2 separate regions of the Homo sapiens genome follow, and region 1 is linked to region 2. A link is a contact called in ENCODE Hi-C or POLR2A ChIA-PET data. All regions are on one chromosome and are shown on one strand. The core of a region is the stretch at or near the end of the contact, and the rest is flanking DNA. Distances in the headings are between cores, read along the strand shown.

The links. A loop is a pair of places that touch in the nucleus more often than their neighbours do. ChIA-PET counts read pairs that join two places held with the same protein, here RNA polymerase II (POLR2A).
Region 1: a map of endothelial cell of umbilical vein shows a loop between it and region 2 (2.4-fold over the local background). The contact joins the enhancer-like site here to the promoter of BMP2 in region 2. A Hi-C loop is called at or near these places in 1 of 168 maps with a recorded cell type or tissue (endothelial cell of umbilical vein). POLR2A ChIA-PET finds 5 or more read pairs at or near these places in 2 of 52 experiments (A549 and activated naive CD4-positive, alpha-beta T cell).

The regions. Positions count from the first base shown.
Region 1 is chr20:7,623,164-7,629,671 of GRCh38, forward strand. No RefSeq gene overlaps it. Among named protein-coding and RNA genes, the nearest start is that of MIR8062, 250 kb to the left of the region's middle. Within about 2 kb of position 5,213, at least 2 of the 41 ENCODE cell types and tissues checked have a DNase peak (open chromatin) inside an H3K27ac peak, as active enhancers do.
Region 2 is chr20:6,766,230-6,772,984 of GRCh38, forward strand. It overlaps BMP2 (bone morphogenetic protein 2), which reads left to right and starts at 1,457. Exons shown (of 3, transcript NM_001200.4): 1 at 1,457-2,646; 2 at 3,891-4,243. The coding sequence starts at 3,898. LOC105372517 (a long non-coding RNA gene) reads right to left here and starts at 1,255. Exons shown (of 4, transcript XR_937229.2): 1 at 1,092-1,255; 2 at 171-576. RefSeq lists promoters at 1-2,511, 1,321-1,962, 1,352-2,511, cis regulatory regions at 425-1,215, 1,222-1,321, 1,962-2,136 and silencers at 1,401-1,450, 1,541-1,590.

The DNA.
Region 1 (6,508 bases), core at 3,963-6,462, 860 kb after region 2:
TTTTCAAATGTACTTACACTGATATATTTAATTTTTAAAATGTCTTCTAAGTATACTTTACTAAAAATTGCCCTCCAAAATGGCAGTACTAATGTACAGTCTCACCAGTAATGTACAAGTGTCTTATTGTGTGGCAAGAGATTATGACATTCATTAAGTCCTATTTTTTTTCTTCTGATGATAAAGCTGGACTCAGTTTCCTAGTCTTCCTGGCAGCTAGGTGTTACCAAAAGACGATACTGGTGACATGAGAGTAGAAGAGATGTGTGGTCCTTAAGTTACAGTGACCAATAAGTGAATCTTCCCAAAGGTTTATTTACCCATCTATCAACTGAATGGAGAGTTCTCGGAGGGCCATAAAGAAAGCTGAGCTTCAAGATGAGAGAAACCAGGTTTTCTGAATGACCTCATCAGAGGCTGTACAACATGTCCACTGGACTAGGACATAAAAAATGAATTTTTATTGTATGAAGCTGCTGCAATTGTGACTTTCAGTTTCAGCTAATATTTTTAGCTTAATTAATGTACATTACCCTTCATCCTCACCTCCTTTTGAAATTATCAGACTTCTGTCTTTTTAATCTATTTTAATTTGTGTAAGACAGATGGCTATATGGATCTCAGTATGATGTCAATTTCTATTTCTCTGTACTAGTGAAATTAAGTAGCATTTTCCATGTTTAACGGCATATTCTTTTCTCCTTCTCAGACTTTCCCATTTATCTCTTGCCCATTTTCTATCAGGTTATTTATTTTTTTCCCATTGTTTTGGAGGCATGCCTTAAGTATTTTGGCTACTAAGCGTTTACTGGCTACATTCATTGTTAATATCTTCTGCCAATCTGTGGTGTGGATTTTAACTTTGTTCATGGTGTTATTTTTTTCCACAGATTTTATTCATTTTAGGGTAGTCAATTTATCATTCACTTCCTTCATGGGTCGTGAATTTTGTCTTGTTGATGACATTAAACTTTGCTCTGTGTCCATCAAGGGATTTTCTTACAGAGTCTCCTAAAAGTTTTAAAGTTTTTTGTTGTTCACATTTAGAATCTGAAATGTATGTTTTTATATCATTTGGAGTAATATTATAATTTAGTAATTATTTTTAGTTGATTCTGTCCACAATGATTTGCAATACCACTTCTCGTACAGAGAAAATAATATACATGTGGGCCTGTCTCTAAGCTCTCCACTCTGTCATTAACGTAATGTGCATGACAGCACCACCTTTGTCTATTGACCATAACAGTATCTCACTGTCCTGATAACTATATCACTGGTGTGCCTATCTGGTGATATAGTTACTCCTTTTATTCTTTTTCAAATTTATAAAAGTCTTAAAACCTATTTTATTCTGTAAAATTTTAGGATCCGTTTGTAAAGGTCTGTGAGAAAATATTTCAATCATCTTGTGATTTTAATTGGAAATATGTTTTATCTATAGATTATTCTATTGAAATTACATCCAGTCTTTCCACCCACAAACATGGCATCTCCCTCAGTATAGTAAGGTTTTCTTTAGTGACTTACAATAAAGTTTAATAATTTTCTTTATACACAGGTTTTATGCTTTTTGATCCTTGATACCTTCTGGTTTTGGCTCCAGTGGTGAACAGAATTTTTATAAAATGCATAATACTTTCTAACTGGTTTGGACTGGTGCACAGAAACGCTATTGATTTTGTTTGTTGGTCTTAAAAAATCATAAGTGTGGTTTCTTCCTCTCTGCTGCCTATTTTCAAATATCCATGGAACATGTTTTTTCACTGTTTCTTGGTCTCTCTTAGTCTTGATGAAAAACTTCCTGCCAGTTTAATTGTTATTCCTTCCCAGAAAATTTGCCGATTCTTTATGAATTCTTGTGTTTTTCTTGGTCTTGTGTGTGCAGTTTTACCACTACGTGTCTAAACGTGTATTGGTTATATGACTAACTATTCACATGACTATCCCTCGCAATAAATTCTTTCTTTGTGTCATTTGTTAATTTTTTTATTATCAACTCTTTCACCTCATATTGGTTATTTAGTGTTTTGTGTAGAAATCTCGTGTACTCTGTGCTCTGAATAGGTTGTTACAAAGCACCCATCAGGTTATTTGTGTCTTTCACTGTCAGACCCTGAGTAGCTTTGGGATATTCTCCTATCACATATATGATATAAATTGGAATCCAGACACACAAAGGGACATAGAAAGCCCTGGGCCCTGCATTCCTCATGAGAGATTTTGTTCCATATCAAGATCCATGCCTCTAGTCCCAGCTACTCTGGAGGCTAAGGCAGGAGGATCTCTTGCTCTTAGGAGTTTGAGGCTACAGCGAGCAATGATTGTACCACTGCACTCCAGCCTGGGCAACAGGGCAAGACCCTAAGTTTATAATGACAAAAATATGCTTTTATTTTTCTCTTCTATGGACTAATGGCTAATGTTAGTATGTTAATTTACTCCTTTTTTTTTTTTTTTAAACTGAAGAGAAAGCTCGTCTGGGGTCCTAGCTTAATGCCAGGCTGTTAGCATCCTGTGAACTCCAGTGCTATGCCTTTTAACAAGTGCAGAACAAAAAATAACAAATTATATGTCCTTAGGGGATTTGAGGAGTCTGGCTTCTGGTTAAAAGAACTGTGTGTGATTTTTCAGGTCCAAACATAGGTAATGACACAGGTTTTACCTGGCTGCCCCAGAGGAAGGCTGCCCTCCCCACAGCAGACCCAGAGCAGGGCCCATGTGTGGGGCTGTGAGGGAGCTTCAGTCAAGGACTCAGAGGCTTCATTCCTAGGCTCCTTATCAGAGGCCTTGAGCTGAGGTCTTCTGCAGGCACCAAGGCCTCCTTATGGGAAGAGGAGGGGGCAAGCCTGGAGACACATCCCCCCTCTGCCTCAGTGCCCAGGACTTTCCAACCCCTAGCCGTTCCTCCTCACCCTCTCTGCAACCTCAGGGTCCCTAATACTGCAGTGAGACGATCCCCAGGAGCCCCAGGAGACCCACCTGACCCTTCACCGGTGCACTGCCCCATGGAGCAAAAGGGAACAGGGGAGTCAGTGCTTTCTCTTTTTTTGGCTTCTTGTTTATACCATAGCAGAAAGTGATTAAAGGCTTAATTCATTTTGGCTTGTTGATTTGGCTACCCCGTTACTCACAACTGTCCCAGGTTACCCACTCATCAGCCTGTGCTTTGCCATCTTAGCTTTAATTCCCTCTTTGTTTCTAGATCCTTATTTATTTTCTGCCATTCAAGCTCACATATTATAGGAGCATATTTTATCTAGAATATCTACAAGTTTGTAACCACAGAGATGCTCAAGAGAGCCCTGCCCCTACATTAGAGAAATAAGAACCCTCATTTTATTTCTTCCCAAAAAGTAAAGGAAGAAGAACCCTTCTGGTAAAAGTAAAGGGAACAATACAATGTAGCAATTCCTTAAGTCTACACAGGGCAGAAGAGGGAAAGGAAATTTAAACTGGATGGCAAGCACCTTGTATTAGGTTAAAATGAATAATTTTCAGGCTTTGAGACTCATTATCAAAATAAGTTGCTGAATTTGTTATAAATGTTCTTATCTCAGAATTTATAAAAAAGAGAAGACACCCAATTCTTAGAAATGTCTTGAGGCCTACCTGTAAGGAACTGCTAAGCTTCCTTCCTACCATGCGTATCCATGATGCCTACTTTTGAAAGGCTTCTAATTGTATAAATTATTTTGTAGCTCACAAATTTTAAAATATATATTTCCAGTGACAATATGCTATCAAAGGCATTTAACTTCTCATTGGAGAAAATTAAATACATCTATTTAAAAATTAAGAGCATTCCGGATTCTGTGAGCTGGACAAGAAGTAACTTCACTTATTCTTTTGTTTGTTAAATACAACTTCTTTTCCTTTTTTCATCTCTCTCCCTCTACATGAAGACTTATCCCCCGCCTACTGTTATTCCTTGATAGCTCCCAGAGTATTTGTTTTGGTCAAGTTCCCTAGAAGCAGAGGCTGTCATATTTGTGTGTGTGTGTGTGTGTGTGCAAGCACATGCATGAGCCTATGAAAATAATTTACTAAAGATGTTCTATCAGGAGAAACCTATAAGGGAAAGAGAGGAATAAAGGAAAGAAGCAACAGCTATCCAGATAGGTGTTCCAGATGAAGTCTAGCCCCAGCCTGATTCCTTGGAGGACTTTGAAACGTGAATAGCCTGCAGGGTTTGTTACAAGTGGAGAGTTTTTGGTGCCCTCTCATCATTCACCCTTTGGCTATCAGGCATTGTCTCCCATGAGAGTATAACTCCTCAGATATTGCTGGGTAGCATGGCTCCCACTGACCAAGGTGAAGTTTTGAGAAGAGAAGGCAGCTGTGAGCCATGAACAGTGAACTCGCAGAAGAGCTGGGAGATGGGTGCACTGGAAGGTAAATGGAATCTTGACAAGACACTAACAGAGTCTACTACATTACGATTCATCTTTTTGTCACCTTGAGGCAGTAAGAATTAAGATATAATAAAGCCAAGGGTTTGATTCCTTTCTTTGGGCTTTGCTCCAAGTTGAGAACTCAGAATTCTCAAATCTTAGATAACATTTTTCAAAATGTATTTTAAAGGCGTATGTTTACTTAATTACTCCTGTATTTCTGCTGCTTTGGTTTTCCTGCATTTGATATTTACTAGAAGTAACTGGGACTATGGCTAAGAAGGTAGAACGGGTTTATGTGGCAATGACAGAAGCAGCTATGGCCTGGCCTCCTGCTAGGTCAAGGTAGGTCACATTGCAAAACCCAGTCTCAGCTCAGGAGGCTCCCAAGACTGAGCTCAGAATTACCATAGAGAAGAAGTCTGAGTCCTGCTTTTTGGGCTGTTTCACATATGACAAAGTCTTTACTTTGGTAATGAGGGAAGACACTGGTAAGCAGAGGTCTGCAGCCAGACAAAGTTGGGTAGAAATTCATTTCCAGTAGACCTCAGTTGTGTGACTTCAGGTATTAAGACATTGCCAGCCAAGTAAGCTGCAATAAAAAGTTCTGATTGATAGTCTATGTTCTCCAGATTTTTTGAATCTGGACTTCAAAAGATGTGTGCATCAGATAAGTGTTTGGTGAACTTCTCTATCATTAAGAGATCACTATATTATAGCATTCCTATGTTTCCTTTCAGCAAGAAAAAACAACTAGAAGTATCCCCCAGCTGCCTGTGACTACTAAGTAAACAGCTTTTAGTCACAAAAAAATGCTATGAGAATGATAACATGCCAAGCCTGTAACTTCAAACTCAGAAAAACAAAAACTATAAAGAGCCACATGATTATTCATTTCCTTACTCAACCTATATTATTCATAGCCTCCTGAAATTCCTAAAACATCATGGTAGGTTTTCCTTGCACGAGCAATGATTTCTAATAGTTTCCACATTCCAAAGACAATGAGGGCAAGAAGCCAATATTCCATGCACAAGCTCTGTGACATGAAATAATGTACGGAAATTACTACCATTGCTGATTAACACTCATTAAGCGCCAAAAGCATTTGACTTTAATTTGCAGTTAATTTTTTTTTCTGGTTTACATTTTATTCACTCGACATTGTGAAACACATTTCAAACAAGTCCACTTTATATTCATAATTTGCATGTTACTGAAAAATCTCCAGTGTAGTGGCTACATTGCTATGTGTATATATAGTACATTATGCACCATCTAAAAGAAACGGTAAATAATAATATAGGTGCAAATTATGGATTTTTGTTTAATCTGTCCTGTATTAACTCATTCGAATTGTCATTTCATATTAAGATTCCTAAATACTAGTGTAACATACTTATGGCTGAATGAACCTAGTAAAAGTATTTTCAGGGGAACTACCACAGGTCAAATTTGTGGATTTCTATTTCAAGAAAACTTTACTAAGAGTAGGAGAGATAAATGAGGCACAGTCTCTTGAGGACTTGAAGCTGTAGCACAGCATTTGTAAGTGCAGAATATAGATTCGAACTTCCTAGATTAAAATTCTCTCCCGTAAGCCATATTACCTTAGGAAAGTATTTAGTGTCTTTCTGTCTAGGTTTCCTGATTTGAAAATGGGGTTAATCGTAGCACCTAACATGGGGGTTAATAAATGTGAAACATTCAGAATAGCACTTAAAAAAGTAAACAGTGAATGTTCTTTATTATTACTTTGGAAAAAATATATTGCAGCCTCCCACTAGACCATCTAAACTGGTATTGTGACTTTTATAATAAGATATCACCAAAACAACAGTGAGATGAAGAGACAATAGTAAAACTTTGCCATTTCCTCATTCTTATAGGAAATGGCAAAGGTACACTGTCCTTCTTTTGATAATTCTTATAGTCCTCTTTCATGATATCTAAGATCAACAAAGAAATGAGGTAACTACTGAGGAAAACTTAATCATGAATCTGTAAGAAATATCATCTTTTTTGCTTCCATTAAGTCATTTCACTATTATGACTCTTCCTCCGACAGCATGCCAGAAGTGCTCAATACATGTGTAAGAAAATTTTCCCCAAAT
Region 2 (6,755 bases), core at 207-2,706:
CTGGTAGTCAGGCTTCCTCCAAAATACCTTATTTGACCTTTATACCTTTAGAAACAGCAAGTGCCTAATTCGCCTCTGTGGGTTGCTAATCCGATTTACGTGAGCGGAACCTAGTATTATTTTAGCTCCCCTACCGAAAAAATAATACACATGGATAATAGTTCTATTACCAGCTCCTGCTTCTGACTTTTTTCTCTCTGTTTCGCAGGCCCGATAGCTCTGGGAAAGCAGAACTTGGCCTTTTCCAAAAATTTTCTGCCCTTGGTTTTGGGGATCATTTGGGCAAGCCCGAGGTGCTGTGCATGGGGGCTCCTGGAATCCTGGGAAGGGCAGAAAGCCTTGGCCCCAGACTCATCGTGCAGCAGCTCTGAGCAGTATTTCGGCTGAGGAGTGACTTCAGTGAATATTCAGCTGAGGAGTGACTTGGCCACGTGTCACAGCCCTACTTCTTGGGGGCCTGGTGGAAGAGGGTGGCGTAGAAGGTTCCAAGGTCCCAAACTGGAATTGTCCTGTATGCTTGGTTCACACAGTGCGTTATTTTACCTTCCTCTGAGCTGCTAATCGCCTGCCTCTGAGCTGGGTGAGATAAATATCACAAGGCACAAAGTGATTGTACAATAAAAAAATCAAATCCCTCCCATCCATCCTTCAGTCTGCCACACACGCAGTCTACGTTACACACATGTCACGTAAAGCAGGATGACATCCATGTCACATACATAGACATATTAACCGAAATGTGGCCCTTCGGTTGCATATATTCTCATACATGAATATATTTATAGAAATATATGCACATATTTTTGTATATTGGATATATTTATGTAACTATAAATTTACATGCGTATGGATATGAAAATAAATGCATACACATTTATGTAAAAAAATTTGTACACATGCATTTACATATGTAAATACATACATCTCTATGTATTAATGTTTAAAAACACTCAATTTCCAGCCTGCTGTTTTCTTTTAATTTTCCTCCTATTCCGGGGAAACAGAAGCGTGGATCCCACGTCTATGCTATGCCAAAATACGCTGTAATTGAGGTGTTTTGTTTTGTTTTGTTTTTTGAAATCGTATATTACCGAAAAACTTCAAACTGAAAGTTGAATAACGGGCCCAGCGGGGAAATAAGAGGCCAGACCCTGACCCTGCATTTGTCCTGGATTTCGCCTCCAGAGTCCCCGCGAGGGTCCGGCGCGCCAGCTGATCTCTCCTTTGAGAGCAGGGAGTGGAGGCGCGAGCGCCCCCCTTGGCGGCCGCGCGCCCCCGCCCTCCGCCCCACCCCGCCGCGGCTGCCCGGGCGCGCCGTCCACACCCCTGCGCGCAGCTCCCGCCCGCTCGGGGATCCCCGGCGAGCCGCGCCGCGAAGGGGGAGGTGTTCGGCCGCGGCCGGGAGGGAGCCGGCAGGCGGCGTCCCCTTTAAAAGCCGCGAGCGCCGCGCCACGGCGCCGCCGCCGCCGTCGCCGCCGCCGGAGTCCTCGCCCCGCCGCGCTGCGCCCGGCTCGCGCTGCGCTAGTCGCTCCGCTTCCCACACCCCGCCGGGGACTGGCAGCCGCCGCCGCACATCTGCCGCCACAGCCTCCGCCGGCTACCCGAACGTTCTCGGGGCCAGCGCCGAGTGGATCACCGGGGACCGCGAGGCACCCGCGCGCCGCAGACCCCGCGCGGGCTGGAGCACCCGGCAGAGCGCGCCACAGCGCCGTGGCCTCTGCTGCCCGGGCTGCGCCAGAGCCGCGGACGGGCGCGCAGAGCGCCGGGGACTCCGGAGCCGATCCCTAGCGCCGCGATGCGGAGCACCTACTGCAGGAGATCGGGGGCCTGGGACGCGCTGGCCGAGGTGTGATCGGACCCCAGGCTAGCCACAAAGGGCACTTGGCCCCAGGGCTAGGAGAGCGAGGGGAGAGCACAGCCACCCGCCTCGGCGGCCCGGGACTCGGCTCGACTCGCCGGAGAATGCGCCCGAGGACGACGGGGCGCCAGAGCCGCGGTGCTTTCAACTGGCGAGCGCGAATGGGGGTGCACTGGAGTAAGGCAGAGTGATGCGGGGGGGCAACTCGCCTGGCACCGAGATCGCCGCCGTGCCCTTCCCTGGACCCGGCGTCGCCCAGGATGGCTGCCCCGAGCCATGGGCCGCGGCGGAGCTAGCGCGGAGCGCCCGACCCTCGACCCCCGAGTCCCGGAGCCGGCCCCGCGCGGGGCCACGCGTCCCTCGGGCGCTGGTTCCTAAGGAGGACGACAGCACCAGCTTCTCCTTTCTCCCTTCCCTTCCCTGCCCCGCACTCCTCCCCCTGCTCGCTGTTGTTGTGTGTCAGCACTTGGCTGGGGACTTCTTGAACTTGCAGGGAGAATAACTTGCGCACCCCACTTTGCGCCGGTGCCTTTGCCCCAGCGGAGCCTGCTTCGCCATCTCCGAGCCCCACCGCCCCTCCACTCCTCGGCCTTGCCCGACACTGAGACGCTGTTCCCAGCGTGAAAAGAGAGACTGCGCGGCCGGCACCCGGGAGAAGGAGGAGGCAAAGAAAAGGAACGGACATTCGGTCCTTGCGCCAGGTCCTTTGACCAGAGTTTTTCCATGTGGACGCTCTTTCAATGGACGTGTCCCCGCGTGCTTCTTAGACGGACTGCGGTCTCCTAAAGGTAGAGGACGCGGGCCAGGGCCCGGGGTGGGTGGTGGGTGGGAGGGGGATTTGGGCAGCCACTGCGGTAGAGCCCTTCCTTACGTCCAGGCCAGAAGTAAACAGACCCCTCTCCAGTCCACGTGCAACGGAGCCCTGCAGGGGCTCCCACTTCCAGCTGCCCCGGGCGACCGTAAGCCTCACCCTCCCGGCCCGCACTCTTCCACCCCTCTTTCTTCCCCTCTCCCTGGAATACTTTTGGAGCTGTTAACACTTAGATGAGGTGTTTTATTTATTTATTTATTTATTTTTAATTTTTTTAAAAACTTTTTTGGGTCAAAGAAATCCCTTTGAGAGGGTAGCCCCTGGGTTTCACCCGTTAGCTGAGAACCTGTCCGCTCTGCCATGGTGATCTCCATTCTTCAAGTGTTTCCGGGAGACTTGGTTTCTTTGCTCAGAGCCGTGTCCCATTTAGGAAAGTACTAGGAGTTTGGGGTTCTCCCTACTTGTTTCCAGAAATGCGAGGGGTCAGTACTGAAGGATCACTTGGTACTGTGTTTTTAACAGCTGACACGTGCATTAATAGATATTCACCATTTACGTAATCCCGGGAAGATACATGTGTATCTTGACTGCACTGTGGGGATGCGGGATGGAGCTGCCTTTCGAGACACCCCTGAGGGTAGGGGCCTGGGACACAAGTCATAAGTGGCTTCAGAAGTTGTGGCCTTGAGCTTACAGGGTCTGGAAGCTATAAGGGTGTGTGTGTGTGTGTGTGTGTGTGTGTGTGTGTGTCAGGAAGTTCTATACAGTGCCTCTAAGGAAGTCACATGCACCATTTATGTGTGTTTATATGCCAGACAGCGCTCAGCACTCCGCATTTGGGTTTGTATAGGGGACGCAGGGTGTCAGATCAAGCGGTGGTTTTCCCAGGTTCCCGGCATTGGCTGTCAGCGCTGTGTCACACACAAAAAAGTGACAGTCATTGGCGCTGGTTTGGTTGGGGGGGAGGGCAAATCCCAAATCTGATGTCAGACGAGCTAAGCGTTGGATGGGAGCGATAAATCATCTGGTTCAGGAACTTGGGACCCTTCATTATCCCAAACGTTTGAGCTTCGGTCGGTCTTACCTAGACTCGTGAGTGTGCCAAGCCAGGAGGGCATCCTGGAGGAGGCACGCCAGCCAAATGGGAGACCGGGCCGCGGGGGCGCGAGGGGGGAGGACTGGGCGGGGAACTCGGGTGACTCACGTCGGTCCTGTCCGCAGGTCGACCATGGTGGCCGGGACCCGCTGTCTTCTAGCGTTGCTGCTTCCCCAGGTCCTCCTGGGCGGCGCGGCTGGCCTCGTTCCGGAGCTGGGCCGCAGGAAGTTCGCGGCGGCGTCGTCGGGCCGCCCCTCATCCCAGCCCTCTGACGAGGTCCTGAGCGAGTTCGAGTTGCGGCTGCTCAGCATGTTCGGCCTGAAACAGAGACCCACCCCCAGCAGGGACGCCGTGGTGCCCCCCTACATGCTAGACCTGTATCGCAGGCACTCAGGTCAGCCGGGCTCACCCGCCCCAGACCACCGGTTGGAGAGGGCAGCCAGCCGAGCCAACACTGTGCGCAGCTTCCACCATGAAGGTGAGGCATGGAGCAGGGCGTGGGGGCGGGGAGTCACCCTGCAAAGCCCTCCACCGTGGGCAGACTGCAGCCGTCCCTGTAGAGGCAGCTTGGCCGGGGCACCAGCGGACGTTTCCACTCTTGCTTCTGTACTATCGTTTCTGAATCTGATTTTAACTCACTGCTTGTGTGGTGGGGGAGCCAGGGATTCCCCTTTAGTAACTCCGCACCCTCTTCCTGGCTTGCAGCCAGAAGAGCTACTCCTCCTGGAAGAATTGGAGAGAAATCAAGTGATGGGGAAGATGAGGGCAAAAGGCATGCCTCTAGTCAGCTAAACGTGCAAGAATTCCACAGAGGGAAAAGGAGAAAAAGGGAGGCAGATTGAGATTTCTTTAAGTCTGTTTGGAAGCTTTTGCTCTATAAATCTGCCGCTTAAGCCAGGGTTTTAGGGTAGACAGAGCCAAGGGCAGAGTTTTCAGAGATAGTATTGAAAAATCAAAGCCCAGGGCCCCAAAGTCTTTCTAATTTATAGTTGATCTGGGCCTGGTTTGGAAGATTTTGAATCCCAATCTAATCCCCGTGGGAGATCAATACTACAATCAATCTTATTGTTTCCACAATGACTTTCTTGTCCTGTGCTTAAATCTGAGATAGGCTCTGAGTAGAGACAAGGCAAGCCTTCAGATAAAAGCGTTTGTAGCAGCTGCCTGTTTTTTTTTCATGTGCACCGAAATGTGGATTTTTTTTTCTTTTATGATACTACATGTGGTTTTTCTAAGGTGGGATATTTCTGCTTGTTTCATCAGAAGGGCATTTAGTGGACTGGAAATGTCTTACAGCAGCTATTGAGGTCTGCTGTACCTAAGTTCTTAGAGCAATTAGTCAAAAATATGTTCCACTTCAATTCTTTTTCTACACTTTTAAATGCTTCTTTGGCTTAATACATTTAAAATAGAGCATGGGTTTCTTCAATTCCTAGAAAAGAGTACAAAAGTGTATATCACAGAGCAACCACTTGGCAGATATTTGGGGAGTTGGGAGTGAAGTTCTCTTTCTTGCCTTTCCCTGCTTAGGTGGTAAATTTCAAGTGGGAAATTTACACTGATAATAGACTAATGGGAAATGGCACTTCCAGATGTTTTCTCCCAGTGTGAAGGGTGACTTATACTTGTGAGAGTATTTGTTGGTAATGGGAATAAGTCCCAAAGGCAAGCCACATAGCAGAAGATACGTTCTCATTGAGGCAGCTACACATTACGACGGGGACACTGAATTGATCATCAGTTCATTTACAAGCACATTTCTAAGTGAGGTGCTCTCTGCTAGCAGAAATCAGATTTGAAAGGCAGTAAGATCTCACTCCACTCTTTCAGAATTCATCCAATGAAAGCAGAAATCACCTGTTGTCATATGTAAAATTTGTGTGTATGTGTACATTCTGCCATCTTAACCCTGAAATGATTATAGATCCAGCTAATCATTCCCAGGTAATGCTGATTAGAATACTTTTTTTTTTGTATAGGAATGTAATAAGAACAACTGTTTTAGACACCTCTTCTGGAAATTTAGCATGGAAGCTCTCAACTTTATTTTTAAGGCCTGGAAGATGCTGTGTCTCTGTTACAACTTAAAAGGAAGATCATTTAAGTTAGTTAACACCTAAAACATTCCATTGTGTGAGGATTTTATCAGTGATGTCTGCATATTCTCATCATTCATCTAGAAGTGGTTTGATCAGAACTAAACAGGCTACACGTTATTCAACTGTGTTATTTTAACTTAAAAAGCATGCTTGAGTTTATAAAATCAGAATTTATATCTTTGTGAGTGTAAATGTTACCTGAGAAACAGTACAGAAGTGACCAACTTGATTAAAATCAACTTGTAATAACTTCAGGTCTTAATGCAGTTAGATAATGGAGAAAAGCTATGTAATTTTGCCCCAAATTTCAACTAATCCATTTCTTGTCTCATTATGACTAATATATCATCCTTAATCTGGATGGATATAGCACTTTTTTCAAGACTAATCATTGTTGTATACACCCAGGATTTGCTTTTGATAAACATCCTTGTGCCATGCATGCCACGAAAAAAGTTTTTGGTAAACCATGTGATGAAGGTTGCTGGCTCAAGAACAGAATTTAGTTTCTACAGCATTAATGAGCATTTATTTGAAAAAAGACCATAAAGACCCAATCATAAGAATTACCTGTTGGGTTTTCTTTGTAGGTGTGATCGAATGGTTTGGTGGAATTACTCGACGAGATATCATGATAGCATTCTTTCAACCAATATGAGTATAATGCGACCATATCATAGGGGATCTGAGACAGAATTATCAGTTGTATTTTTCCTATTGAATTTTGTCTAGTCCTTTCTCCAGTGGCTTTTATTTGGGAGAATATCAGCTTTGCTAAAATGTTATTGTTTTCAAGATCATTAAAAAGTGCTTCAGCTACATAGACCTTTGGAAACTGCCATTGAACATAGAAAAGTCAGTTCTGCAAGTGGAAAGAGTGTTTTGTGTATT